2 separate regions of the Homo sapiens genome follow, and region 2 is linked to region 1. The links are chromatin contacts, found by Hi-C or POLR2A ChIA-PET in ENCODE. All regions are on one chromosome and are shown on one strand. The core of a region is the stretch at or near the end of the contact, and the rest is flanking DNA. Distances in the headings are between cores, read along the strand shown.

Region 1 (6,244 bases), core at 2,157-4,656:
ACGCGCCTCCTCCACGGGTGAGCTCTGGCAGGGCTTGTCAAGCCACTGGGTCTCCTTCCGTGGCTCCCTCTCTCTCAGCTGATGGAAAGTATCTTTGGAGCTCTGCTACAACTATTAAATGCCACCGCAAAAGACACAAAAGCTGCTCAATAAGTCTCAATCTGCTTCTCCCTCTTGGGGGGAAAAGAAAAAAAAAAAGCTCCACATACAGCTCAGTTCCAACACAGACGTAAATAACCAAGCCCAGACTTCGTCTCTGGGGCCGGAACTAAGAAAGCCCACCCCACCCCCACCCCCACCCCCTGCCCAGCAAGTTACACTGCACCTCTCCCATGGTGGAGCAAGCCAGGCCTTCTGCCACCCCAGCTGGAGGCTCAGTGTCTACCTGTCCTAACCAGGCTCCAAGCTTGGCAGCAAGACGCCCAGTGCTCACCTAGGGAGCCGCGGAGTGGCTTGCAAGCAAAGGTGAAGGGCTGTCTTGAAAGAAAAAGTGCATTTCCAGACCTTGAACTTGCAACCCTTTGGCTCAGAGTCCCCAGGTGCCCATTGTGATGCAAAACCACCCAGACCCTCTGGGTACAGGCCTCCTTCTCTGGCCAGGAGACAGCAGTAACAAGACAGAGCTCTCCCATCAGGATCCCAAATAGGTGACAGCTCGTCCTTAAAGGCACACTTACAGAAAATCTCCTGTGCTGACATCGAGGGGGGAAAAACGAAAGGTCAAACTTCAAAAGAACCAACAGAACTATTTCCTAAAGCAAAATCCCAAGATCCGGCTTGAGGATGCTTGAGAGGAACTGTTTTAGTAAATTTCAAATCAAAAGAGAGGCTTCTTTCCAAGATATTTGCTCTTCTCTCCCTTTATCAAAATGTACTCATCTTTTAATCTAGCAACTTAGCAATAAAAAAAAATGTCTGTTCAAATAAGTTGCCATCAGGAATCAAGTGGCAGCTCAGGAAGCAGGTCGGAGCTGAAGACCAGCCACTGGCCAGTGTGGGGACCCGTCTGGTCATTCACAAAGCCTTGGAAGGTCTTGCTGAGACCTGGGACAGTCCGGGGCAGAGCAGGGGATGGCAGGCCTCCAGGGCACCTGGATCAGGGTCATTCCTGCAAAGCTGTCCTCGCTCCATTTTGCCAACATCCCACAACGGTCCAAGCCTAAACCTTATCTAGCCCAAGCACACTTATCGATTCACGCCCGACCAATATCCCACACCCAACACAATCGGCTCCATGATTAACCTTTGAAGCCCACAGCAAGATCGGCCACTGAGAGAAGGGATGCTAATAATAACATCTGACAATGTTCACTAGATGTGTTACACAGTATTCACCTCTGGGAGCAGAATCGGCTCATAAATCAAGGGTCGCTAGAAAACACTTGGCGTCCCAGTCCCCTTCCGATTTCTCAAAATCAGGACACGCACTAGATCCTCCCTCCCTTCGCCTCACTCCCCCCGCAGCTTCATCCCTGAGTGGGGGCGGCTCAAGCAGCGGGCTAACAACTACTGGCCTTTTCGTCCCCAACGCGGGAGCGCAGTGCATCCCAGTGGACAAACTCGAGAACCGCACGCTGCTCTCCGCCTCCACCTCTGTCCTCCCCGCTCGCGGTTCCAACCCGGGACCCAAATGCACGAGCTCGGTGAATGCCCCGGCAGGAGGGCGAGGGCTCAGAGGCAGCCTGCCCAGCAAAAACGACAGCTGTGCTCTGGTGGGCCCTGGGCCACCCCAGGCAGAAGCCAGAGAAGCCCGAGAACCCCGGCGGGCTGGCAAAGTTTGCCGAGAAGGGTCTTTCTGGACACCCCCACCACGGGCTCTAGGCTCGAACCCCCTCTTCCATCTGGCCCTGGAGTCCCAGACACAGACAAGCCCCGGGCGCGCCGGCGGGCGTATGTGCGTGTGTGTTTACAGCGGGGTGGCCGCCGGAGCTCCCCAAGAACCCCAGCTCTCCCGCCCCAGCTGCCCGCCAGCTGTGAGCGCCCGTCGGGCCCGGAGGTCACCCGCAAACAGCTGGGTCGGCAGCTGGGAGCCTGGGAGGCCCCTGCTCAGCCCCGGGGCCCCGAGAAAGGAGAAGGGGGAGCGGAGTGGCTGTTTGGCTGTGGTTTCCTCCAACTCCGCCTGCGAAGCTCTCGCTGGGAGCCCGGAGCTTTAGCTTTCCCCGGCAGCCCCGGCCCCCGCGCCCGCCGCGCCCAGCGGCCGGCGCCTCGCCCCGGGCCCCGGGGAGGAGGCGCGCCGGGGCAGCCGGCCAGGACACTGCGCTGCTGGCTCCTAGAGCTGCGGGCGCGCCTGGCCGGCCCCACTTCCCGGGTTGCTGGGGCGGGCGCCGCTGCCCCGACCCCGGACGCGCGGAACCCTGGAGACCCGGCCGCTCCCCGCCAGGGCCGCGGTGCTGCTCCAGGCTCCGGGCGGGCGCCCCTTTCCGGCTACCGGTGCACCCCGTTGCCCGCTTGCGGGAAGCGAAGAGGGGTCCCTTGATTTGCAACATAGAGGAAAGCGCCGCTTCCGCCCAGCCTGGCACCCACGCGCCCACACGCACCCGGCGCCGGCCGGGTCGCTCACCTGAGTCCTAAAAGCTGTTGAATCCACATGGTCACGTTTCGGGGAGCGGGGCCTCAGACCTGGCTCGCCCAGGCCATCTGCGCGGCGCCCGCGCCCGCTCGCTTCCGTCCCGCGGCGCCGGTCTCCGGCTCTCGGTCCGCCGCCTCCCGCCGCCCGCCGGCCGCGGGGCGCACAGCGAGTCAGAGCGCGGCCGCGCGGGGCTCCATGCCGGCCGGCGCGCCGCCGCCGTTGGGGCGCATGGCTCAGGCTGGGCGGCCCGCGGGGGCGCACATCCTCCGGCCGGGGCGCGGGGCTCGCGGCCCCCTCCGCCGGCGGCACAGCGAAGGCGGCAGCGAGGCGGGGCGTGTTCCGGCGCTGTCGCGGCGCAGCAAAGGGCTGGGGAGCCGCGGCTTCGCCCTCCGGGGCGGCGAGGAGGGAGGCCGGCGGCGCTGCCGCTCACGGTGCGTGTCTCCCGGCGCGCGGCTCTTGCCTCCAGCCGGAGCTCCGCGCCGATGGGGCGGCGCTGCTTAGGGTTTGGGGTGACGCGACGCGGACGGACGCGAGTCCCCTCCGCGCTGCCGGGTCGGGGGGCTCTGCCAGAGGCTCCGCCGCCGATCGGCGCCACTCAAGTTGCCCGGGGGCTCCGTCTGAGCGCTCGCTCTGCAGACGGCCGCGGCCCGGAGACTGGCAGGAGGCGGGCACGAGAGGCGCGCGGGGCGAGGGCGCCGTGGAGCGCGGGGCGTGGGGACGCGCGGCGGCGGCGCCGCGCGGAGGAGGCGCGCGGGGATCCCGGGGCCCCGCCGCCCGCGCCCACCGCGCCCGCCGCAGAGCCGCCCGCGCTGCTCAGCCGCCTCCCTCCTCGCGTCTGCCTCTCCGCGCGCTCGCCCCCGCCTCCCGGAGCCGGTCCCAACTCCGCCCGCCCGGCCCGGCTCACGTCACCCGCCTTCCCCGCCCCTCGAACGGGAGCTCGAGCCCCTGGCCTGGCCCCGGCTCCTGCTCGCCGCCCCACCTTGCGGGGGCCGGGGTCGCCGCGGGTGGTGGGGGGCGCTGTGCCCAGCAGGGGCGACAGCGCAGGCGGGGCCTCCTGCAGCCCCCTTCCCCATCCCCGGTCGCGTCCCGGTCCCCACCTTGCGAAAGGCTCGAGAGAGGCCGCAGGCTAGGATTGGACCGCCGGGCGCCGCCGGATGGTGTTGCCAGGGTAACCGGATGGCACGCGAAGCCGTTCGAGGTTCCGACCCGGTTACGGGGGCGCCCAGTGGACCCGGAGAGCTACTTTGGGGAGGGGGCGGCCCCGAAGAAGGACTGGGTGGGGGCGCATGGAGCGGGGGCTGCGCGAAAAGTTTCCTGGGGCGGAGCTGAGCCACGCGGGCCGCGCAGGAGCGTCTGTCCGAGGGTCGCCTACGAGGGACTCCTCTGCTCGGCTGCGCGGGCTTCTGCGTTGATGAAGTCACCGCGTTCCGGGTCGGAGCTTCGGCGCTTCTGCCCCGAACCCAGCGAAGCCCGGTCCTATGCCCCCAATTACCCAACGGTCCCTCATCGCCCAGCGCAGCTGCTGCCTGGCCAGGCCCTTGCTCCGGAGGAGTCACTGGAAAGTTCCAGGGAATCTGGGCCTCCCGGACTCTCCACCGGCGTTTCACTGCTCCCTTCCCATGCCAGGACTCCTCTGTGCCTACCTGGTTAGTCTGTATTTGCAAAAAACAAACAAAAACAACAACAAAAAACAAATGGGGGGCACTTAAAGGAGGACAGACGCTGGGCGGGGACCTTTCACTGAGAGAAGTGACATGGGGCGGAATCCTCTGCAGACCCGCTGACGCCTTGAGAAACCACGGCAAAACCCTGCTTTTAATCCTCCACAGGCTGAGGGCAGTGCAGAATCCGGGCCTTGGAAAGGACACTGGTGCCACCCTTCACTGGGGAAAGGTGCAAGGGGCGGGGGATATACCATGCCGAGCCTTCGCTCTGTGCTCTGTGCAGGTGCTTGACCCAGGCCAGCTCTGGAATCGCCCCAGGCCATGTGAGAGCCGTGGGGGGTGAGAGGGGCGGGAAGCACTTCACAGGTGAGGCCTCCCTGGGAGGGGCAGCCAGTGAGGGGGTGGAAGGGCAGAGCCAGGAGGACCATGGCTTGGGGCTCAGTCTCCCAGGCGAACCATAGCTTGGGGCTTAAGTCCCCCAAGCAGCCCTTTCACCCCCAGGCCTCCAGGATCTTTGCCAACGGTCTTGAGGAGCCAGGCACAGGATTGGACTCTGCCCGGGCAGGAGGATGAAGACAGTGACTTCCCCACCAAGACTCCCGGCAGAGGGCCAGAGGCAGGGAAGTGTGGTGGCAGGAGGGCCAGCCTTGCCGTGGCTGGACCAGGGGCCAGCGCTTGCTAACTCGGGGTCCTGGCCGAGTTGTGTGGCCTCTCCGACCCTCGGTCTCCTCATCTGTAAGATGGGTCCCACAGCCCCTCCCCGGGGAGGTGTTTGCAGGGCTCCATGAGAAGGCCTTACACACACTGTGGCTATGGTGATCTGTGAGCCGGTCAGAGGACCCGAGAGGCAGCAGGGTGACTCAGCAGTTTCCCTGCCGGGCCGCCCCTGGGTCATCGTCCCCTAGAGCCTCTCCCTGAGGGGTGTGAGGGAGCGGATCCCATTAAGAGGCGAAGGAGGCAGGGAGGTCCTGGAACCAGCGGGGCCTATGGCGGCCGGCGGGGAAGGAGGCGCCGGCAGTGCTGCCACCTAGCGGTGTGAGGAGGCGGTGCTGCACCAGGGAGGCCCTTCCTGCAACCGGAGTGGGCCTGGAAGGGGCCGGCTTCGCACACTAGGAGCCAGCAGGGCAGGGAGGGGCTCCGGACCGGACCGTGTCGGCTCCAGGAACCCCTTGGGCAGCCTTGTGGACACCTGCTGACCTCTCTCAGAATGGCTTCTAAGTGCATAGATGAAAAAGCCCAGGATTATTAGGAAACCAATTCTATGCAAATGCATTATCAAAAGAGTAATAAAAACAAATTTCTGATATAGCCGTATATATTATTTATTAATACACTTAGTAAGCAATTGACAGATCCTAAATTACGTTCCTTTTGAAGTCCAGATATGCAGCAATAATATCCTGAGGTAACTGCAGCCATGGCAGTGTGATATGGAAATGCCAGTGCTTTCTATGTTTGACGGTCACAGGCACTGAGCTCTGCCACCGACATTGATAATGAAAGGAAATGCCAAGTCTCAGTTAGGGTTAAATAAAGATGCCAGTTTTCCCCCATACGAGTTGAAAGACCCTTTGAATTCTATCCAAGTACCCTGGGAATCTCTGGACAAAGAAAATAGTAGAAGGAAGTGTTTTCTGACAACCGAGATGGGAACAAGCCCTGCAGAAGTCTCCAGGCGAAGTCAGAGCCTTAAGACTACAGCTGCTGCCCCGGGTGAGTGAGGGCTTCTTCAGTCTATGGGGACGGAGGATGCCCTCTGCCCTCACCCAGGCTTAAAATTAGGATTTGGGACCAGGGTACACTGATTTCCTTTTTCTCTAGGGTAACTCAGGTCTGCCTCTCTCCAAAAAGAGCAATCCACCTATTATTATTATTATTATTATTATTATTATTATTATTGAGATGGAGTCTCACTCTGTCACCTGGGCTGGAGTGCAATGGCATGATCTCAGCTCACTGCAACCTCTGCCTCCCAGGTTCTCCTGTCTCAGCCTCCTGTCTCAGCCTCCCG
Region 2 (6,244 bases), core at 1,668-4,167, 800 kb after region 1:
TAGCCAGACGTGGTAATGCATGCCTGTGGTCCCAGATACTTGGGAGGCTGAGGCAACGGGATCACTTGAAACACGGAGGTCGAGGCTACAGTGAGCAAGGTTTGTGCCACTGCACTCCAGCCTGGGCAACAAAGTTTCAAAATATAAATAAAACAAAAATATTTTGGCCAGGCACAGTGGCTCATGCCTGTAATCCCAGCACTTTGGGAAGCCAAAGTAGGAGGACTTCTTGAGCCCAGGAGTTTGAGGCCAGCCTGTGCAACAGAGGGAGACCCCATCTCAATGTTTTCATAAAAGAAAAGAAAAAAAATTTTTTTTAAGTCTAACAAGGAGGAGGACTAGCGGTCTCAGCGAAGAGAGGAGGATAAAGCGCCAGAGAAAGGAAGGACAGAGAGAGAGAGAGACAGAGACAGACAGAGAGAGCCAGAGACAGAGACAGAGGAGAGAGACAGAGACTGCGAGATGCAGGGAGAGACAGAGAGAGAGCAACGTGCTCTGCTGTCTTTCAACTATGCCCTGAAATGGGAAAGAAAGATAACATCCAAAGGTGAGGCATACCCTGAGCATACCCCTGCCCAGCCCCCACCTCCTGCAGGGGCCACCCCAGGGGGCATCACAGTGATACATTTTCCAGCTGCCTCCTCTAAAAGCACAAGGCCCAGTGGAGAAAGGGGGTTTGCAACCTTGGAGCACACACCAGAGGCGTCACCCCTCAATGCTGACAGTGGAGCCCCCAACACTGTAGCCGGGGAGGTGGCCACATGGATGTTACTCTTCGACTTCTCTCTTTTTGCCCCTTAGGCCAAGGAGCCACAGCTCCATCCCTCAGAGCACCCATGTCCTTCCTGGGCTGCCAGAAGCATCTCCTGGAGCCTGACCCCATTTGCACAACACTGGCCGACCCTCCCAGGTAAAGGCACATGATGGCATCTCCTGCCCCAGTGGCCAAAAGCTCTCTTTTACGGGAGTCAAACAAGCGCAGACCTTGGCATTCGGCTGGTTCTGAAAGGCAGGACTTTGTGTCCTGAGGCTTCAATACAGATGCCCCGAAAGAACCACCTCTCAAAGCAATTGCCCCCAAACTTGAGCCCTGAGGACAGCATCTTAGCAAACACCAACCGAGAACAATGTGAGAGCATCCCACGAACCACCACCTCGTCCTTCCAGAAGGGTGCTCAGCCCAGCAGAACAGAACAGCATCTCTTCCTGGCTCCACCTTCCCCATGAAACTGTGCAGGCCCCAACCCCAAAGCCCTCCCTCTGCTCTTGGGAATTGCTAGGACACCTCAAATGAACGCAAATAAAATTAAAAGATTTTTTGAAGAAAAAGACGACCAATTGAACAGCTGGGTTCATGAACGAGAGGACTGAGGACTCTGCCACCTAAGCGACGCTGACCAGTTCTGCCTCCAGAGGGCTTCCTCCTTGAGACCCGAGAGTTCACAGTAAGGGGGACTCTTCCCCACCCTGATGGGCACCTGGAGCTAAGCCCCCAGGACCTCGGAGAGTGCCAGCTTCCCGCCCACCTCCAAAGTCCTTGCCACTCACAGCCCTGCCAGGCCTGGCCCAAGGTGAGCAGCACCAGCTCGGCGTTGTCGGGAACACTGGGGAAGTAATCTTCCGTCAGCTCCGTGCCATCCTCGTACAGGCACAGCCGGGAACCGCGCTCAGGGAGCTGCAGGGACGGGAGAAGCAACAGGAGGAGGAAGGGTCTCAAGACGAGGGCTTTGCATCTGCAGGCCTCACAAACGACCGGAATGAGCTGTGCTTAAAGAAGCAGGCTCAGGCTGCCGCCTGTATGCCACAGTCGCTCCAACGCCCAGGCAAGGATGAGGGAGCGGGAGCAAGGGCGCCTGACTGCGGGCCGTTCTAAAATACGAAGAGTCAGGAAAAACATACATCAGGGGGTGACTGCTGGCTCTGCAGGATTCACCCTTTTTAAATGAGCTCCTGAGGGCGCTTCAAATAGAGCCTGTCTTTGACAGCGCCGCCTCCCTGCTGCCAGGAGCTGAACACCACCATCCCCAGCACACAGCCGCCAGAGCGGTGCTGGCACACGAAGGAGAACGGTTGGTTGCCTCTGTGCACAAGTGTGACCGGCACGTGGCACTGTTAATTTGTTGGAGTCCGGTTCCCTGTTACTCTGCACTGGTCAGTTTTAGGCATTTTATGGCTACTCCCACCCCACCCGCACCGACCCCGGCAATGCACACCTGGTAACCCTAGTACTGGTCTAAAAAGAAAACCAACCTAGAATAAGGTGACGATTGCAATCCCCAGCTGCGAGGGCTGGAAGGGGCCTGCAGAGCCCACCTAGCCAAGCCTTTCATGTTACTCAAGGGGAAGCTGAGGCCGGACAGGCAGAGCAGCCGTGACCCCGCGTGCCAGTACCTGGCACTCTACCCGGGTCTCCTAGCTCTGATGCAGGGCTGTCCTGCCCGAGAGGTGGGAAGAGGGAAGGGGTGATCCAGGTCGTCCCCCAACCCCCCTGCGTTCTGAAGCCACGCTCAGGAACCCCAGGCTGCGGGGGCCCGGGGTCCTAGCGGCTGAGGCGAACGAAAACTACCCGCCCCGGGCGCCGCCTGCACCCTCCGTTTTGGAAGAGGAAAAGCGGCACCTCCTATTCTCCCCACACGCCTCCCCGACGGGCCGTCCCCGCCTAGCCCAGCGGGCACCTGGAAGCGGAGACAGCCCTTGCGCAGCACCTCCTGGCAGCTCCGGCCAGCCACGCCGAACTTCCTCGGGCTGCGCAGGGCCCGCAGCTTCACGCTCTTGGGCTTCTGGAGCATTGCAGATGTCCTCAAGCCCTCTGGGTCCCACAGGCGGTGGCACCTGCTGCCCAGCTGCTCAGATCCGTCCTCGCCCTGGCCGCAGGGGTCTGCACCTGGTGAGCTCTGCAAGCTGGCACAGGCCGGGTGCCGATCCCGGAAACTACATTACCCAGAAGGCCTGGGAAAAGTGAGGCCCGACGCGGTCTTGTGCGCAGGCGTCGCCCCACGGACACCACATTACCTTACTCAGAAGGCTCAGGAAAGCAAAGGCGCGACGCCACCTGGTGTGCCCAGGTGCCGTGGCCCCGGAAACTACACAACCCTGAGGGCCAGAGTAGCGGAGCCCTCCCCTTGTGCGCAGGCGCGGCCTGGGGTGGGGCGGGGTCGCGCACGCGCAGAGGCCCTGGCCCAGGGCTGGGCTTGGTTGTCATGAGAGTGGAGGCTGCGGCCGGGGCTATGGGCAGAGGTGGCCGGGTCTGCTTCTTCCCTGTCACTGCCGCAGCAGCTTGGGGTGCAAGGCGGCCTGGGGCGGCGGAAGGGGCGCCCCCCGAGTTCCGTCTGAGGAAGCGGCGGCTGCCGAGGAAGTCCACGAGAGCCGGGTCCCGCACGCCCCTGGGGTCCGGGTGCTGAGGCGCCGCCTGGCCGCCTCCCCGGGCCGCGGCACCGCTCCGACCCAGCCGCCCTCTCCACCGGGGCCGCGGCAGCGCCAGTCGGGGCCCTTCCCTCTAAGCAGGTACCTTCCGGGCCGCTGCGGCGCCGGCCCAGGGCCGGAGTGGGGAGCGGGGCGCGGGGCGCGGGGCGCGGGCGCCGCGGGGGCGCGGTCCCCACCTGGGAGCTGGGTACGAAGCCTGGGTGCGCGGTGCAAGCGCGGACGGTGTGGAGTTAGATGCCGGCCTTGCTGTCGCCGAAGAGCCGGCGCGGCCCCGTCGTGCCGTATGCCGGGGAGCTCAGCACGGGTGCTGGGACCGCCTGCCCCGGCCGGGACGGCCCATTTAGCGTGGAATATTGTTTTCAGATCCGGCTTTTCCTCTTCTGGATGCGTAGCACATAGGGGGCCAGTTTCAGATGTGTTCTGCTGAGCAAAAGTTTGAGGAAAATTGCTCTGTCCCTATAGAGATTAAAGTCTGATGGTTGGTTGTTTTTTGTTTTGGAGTTTGTTTTGTTTTGTTTGCACTTAAGTTCAGATTTCTCTGAAGCCCTTTCAGTCGCTAAGATGACTTGATCAGAAACCCATAAGCCTTTGAGACGGTCTCGCTCTGTCGCCCAGGCTGGAGTGCAATGGCACGATCTCAGCTCACTGCAGCCTCCGCCTCCCGGGTTCAAGCGATTCTCCTGCCTCAGCCTCCCGAGTAGCCCGACTAATTTTTTTATTTTTAGTAGAGACGGGGTTTCACCATGTTGGCCAGGCTGGTCTCGAACTCCTGACCTCAAGTAATACGCCCTCCTCGGCCTCCCGAAGTGCTGGGATTACAGGCATGAGCCACCGCGCGCAGTCACACTTAAAAGTCTTCTTAAAAAGAAAATCAGAGACAAGTTTTGTTTCCTAGTCTTGTAACAAAATGGAAGTTGCTACACTGAGTTTCCGTTTAATTTATAGTTAATTGCCTTTTACCATGCCAGCACTAGGAAAAGTGTAGTGAGGGATGAGACCGCCATGGAGTCATCGCTGCCTGGGGAGAGATGTACTCTGGCATTTGTCGGGATGTCGATGGCTGCCCCTGGGACAACAGGGATCCCTCATGCCTCTGGTGAGGAAGACCAGCCAATAACTGGATGTTCAACAGAGCTTTGCTTCTTCCCAAATTGTTAATGGTGATTTTTATAGAGCCTAAAAGTGGCATCCTTCAGTGACATTCCAAGTATCTTATGTAACACTTGAAGGTTTACACAGAGGGGACCCTAGGGTACAACTGGAAGGTCTTTGGGAGGGGGTAGACTAAAAAAGGAATCCTTTTCAAATACCAGACTGAGGTAATAGCATTGCCTCCACAGTCCCTGTGCATTTCTCTTAGCTGGTTCTTAAATGCCAGTACTTTGTTTTAGATTTGTTGGGGGCAGTATAGCATACTGGAAACACCCTTCTGTTTGACTGAAAAGGTCCTATATTTATGTCTTCGAGCCGTAACAGAGAGTGTTGGTTAGGTTCAGAGACTAGCCAGGCTCGGCGGCTCACGCCTGTAATCCCAACACTTTGGGACACTAAGGTGGGAGGAGTTCAAGACCAGCCTAGACAACACAGTGAAACCCCATCCCTACAAAAAAAAAAAAAAAAAGTAGCTGTGCATGGTGGCATGTGCCTGTAGTCCTAGCTGCTCAGGAGGCTGAGACAAGAGGATCATTTGAGCCCGAGAGTTCATGGTTACAGTGAGCTATGATCACGCCACTGCAGCAGTACAGCCTGGGCAACAGAGCGAGAACCTGTATTAAAAAAAAAAAAAAAAAAAAAATCGGGGCTGGGCTTATTGGCCACGCCTGTAATCCCAACACTTTGGGAGGCTGAGGCGGGTGGATCACCTAAGGTCAGGAGTTCGAGACCAGCCTGGCCAACATGGTGAAACCCCATCTCTACTAAAAATACAAAAATTAGCTGGGTGTGGTGGTGCGCACCTGTAATACTAGCTACTTGGGAGGCTGAGGCGGGAGAATCACTTGAACCCAGGAGGCAGAGGTCGCAGTGAGCCGCGATCACGCCACTGCACTCCAGCCTGGGTGACAGAGTGAGACCCTCTCTCAAAAAAAAAAAAAAAAAAATTTGGAGACTGGAACCCAACAGCCTGGGCACAAGAGGTATTTTCAAGGTGGAATAGGGAGTGACAAGCCCTGCCCTGAAAGATGATGAAAGGGGCCTGGCATGGTGGCTTATGCCTGTAATCCCAGCACTTTGGGAGGCCAAGGCGGGCAGATTGGCCAGGAGTTCGAGACCAGCCTGGCCAACATGGCAAAACCCCGTCTCTACTAAAATACCAAAAAAAAAAAAAAAAAAAAATTAGCCAGGCATGGTGGTGCATGCCTGTAATCCCAGCTACTTGAGAGGCTGAACCACAAGAATCACATGAACCAGGGAGACAGAGGTTACAATGAGCCCAGATCACGCCACTGCACTCCAGCCTGGGTGATAGATTGAGACTCTTGTCTCAAAAAAGGAAAAAAAGCTGATGAAAGGATTGGAGGGCTTCAGAGCTGAAGGGTATTAACTTTGAGCTTTGATTGTTTGGCTGGACTTCAGAATTCAGGACAAGAAGTGAGGGTCAGGGGAGAGTTGGCGCATTGATCCCTAGATGGGGAGCCCACCAAGAGCTCTGGAGTTAGGACATGGATGGAGATGACTGGAGCTGGGCCTGAGGCACGTTCACACAATAGGAACTTAGGACTTGTCTGAGGGAGGCGCTTCAGGTGGGGACACCAGGTGGTTGCTGTCTAGAAAAGACAGTGGGATCAGAAGGAAGGGCAGGCCTGATAAGACCTGGCACACT

The links. Hi-C counts contacts between places; a loop is a spot of excess contacts on that map. ChIA-PET counts read pairs that join two places held with the same protein, here RNA polymerase II (POLR2A). Pooled maps may share reads with other maps.
Region 2: a map with no recorded cell type shows a loop between it and region 1 (7-fold over the local background). The contact joins the promoter of DFFB here to the promoter of AJAP1 in region 1. A Hi-C loop is called at or near these places in 1 of 168 maps with a recorded cell type or tissue (mammary epithelial cell), 1 of 37 single-sample maps with no recorded cell type and 7 of 50 pooled maps. POLR2A ChIA-PET finds 5 or more read pairs at or near these places in 1 of 52 experiments (activated T-cell).

Annotation. Positions count from the first base shown.
Region 1 is chr1:4,651,771-4,658,014 of GRCh38, reverse strand. It overlaps AJAP1 (adherens junctions associated protein 1), which reads right to left and starts at 3,406. Exons shown (of 6, transcript NM_018836.4): 1 at 2,561-3,406. The coding sequence starts at 2,589. RefSeq lists an enhancer at 5,366-5,415.
Region 2 is chr1:3,854,149-3,860,392 of GRCh38, reverse strand. It overlaps DFFB (DNA fragmentation factor subunit beta), which reads right to left and starts at 2,917. Exons shown (of 7, transcript NM_004402.4): 1 at 2,676-2,917; 2 at 1,549-1,675. The coding sequence starts at 2,789. CEP104 (centrosomal protein 104) reads left to right here and starts at 3,182. Exons shown (of 22, transcript NM_014704.4): 1 at 3,182-3,504. RefSeq lists silencers at 2,036-2,085, 3,016-3,515 and an enhancer at 2,696-2,875.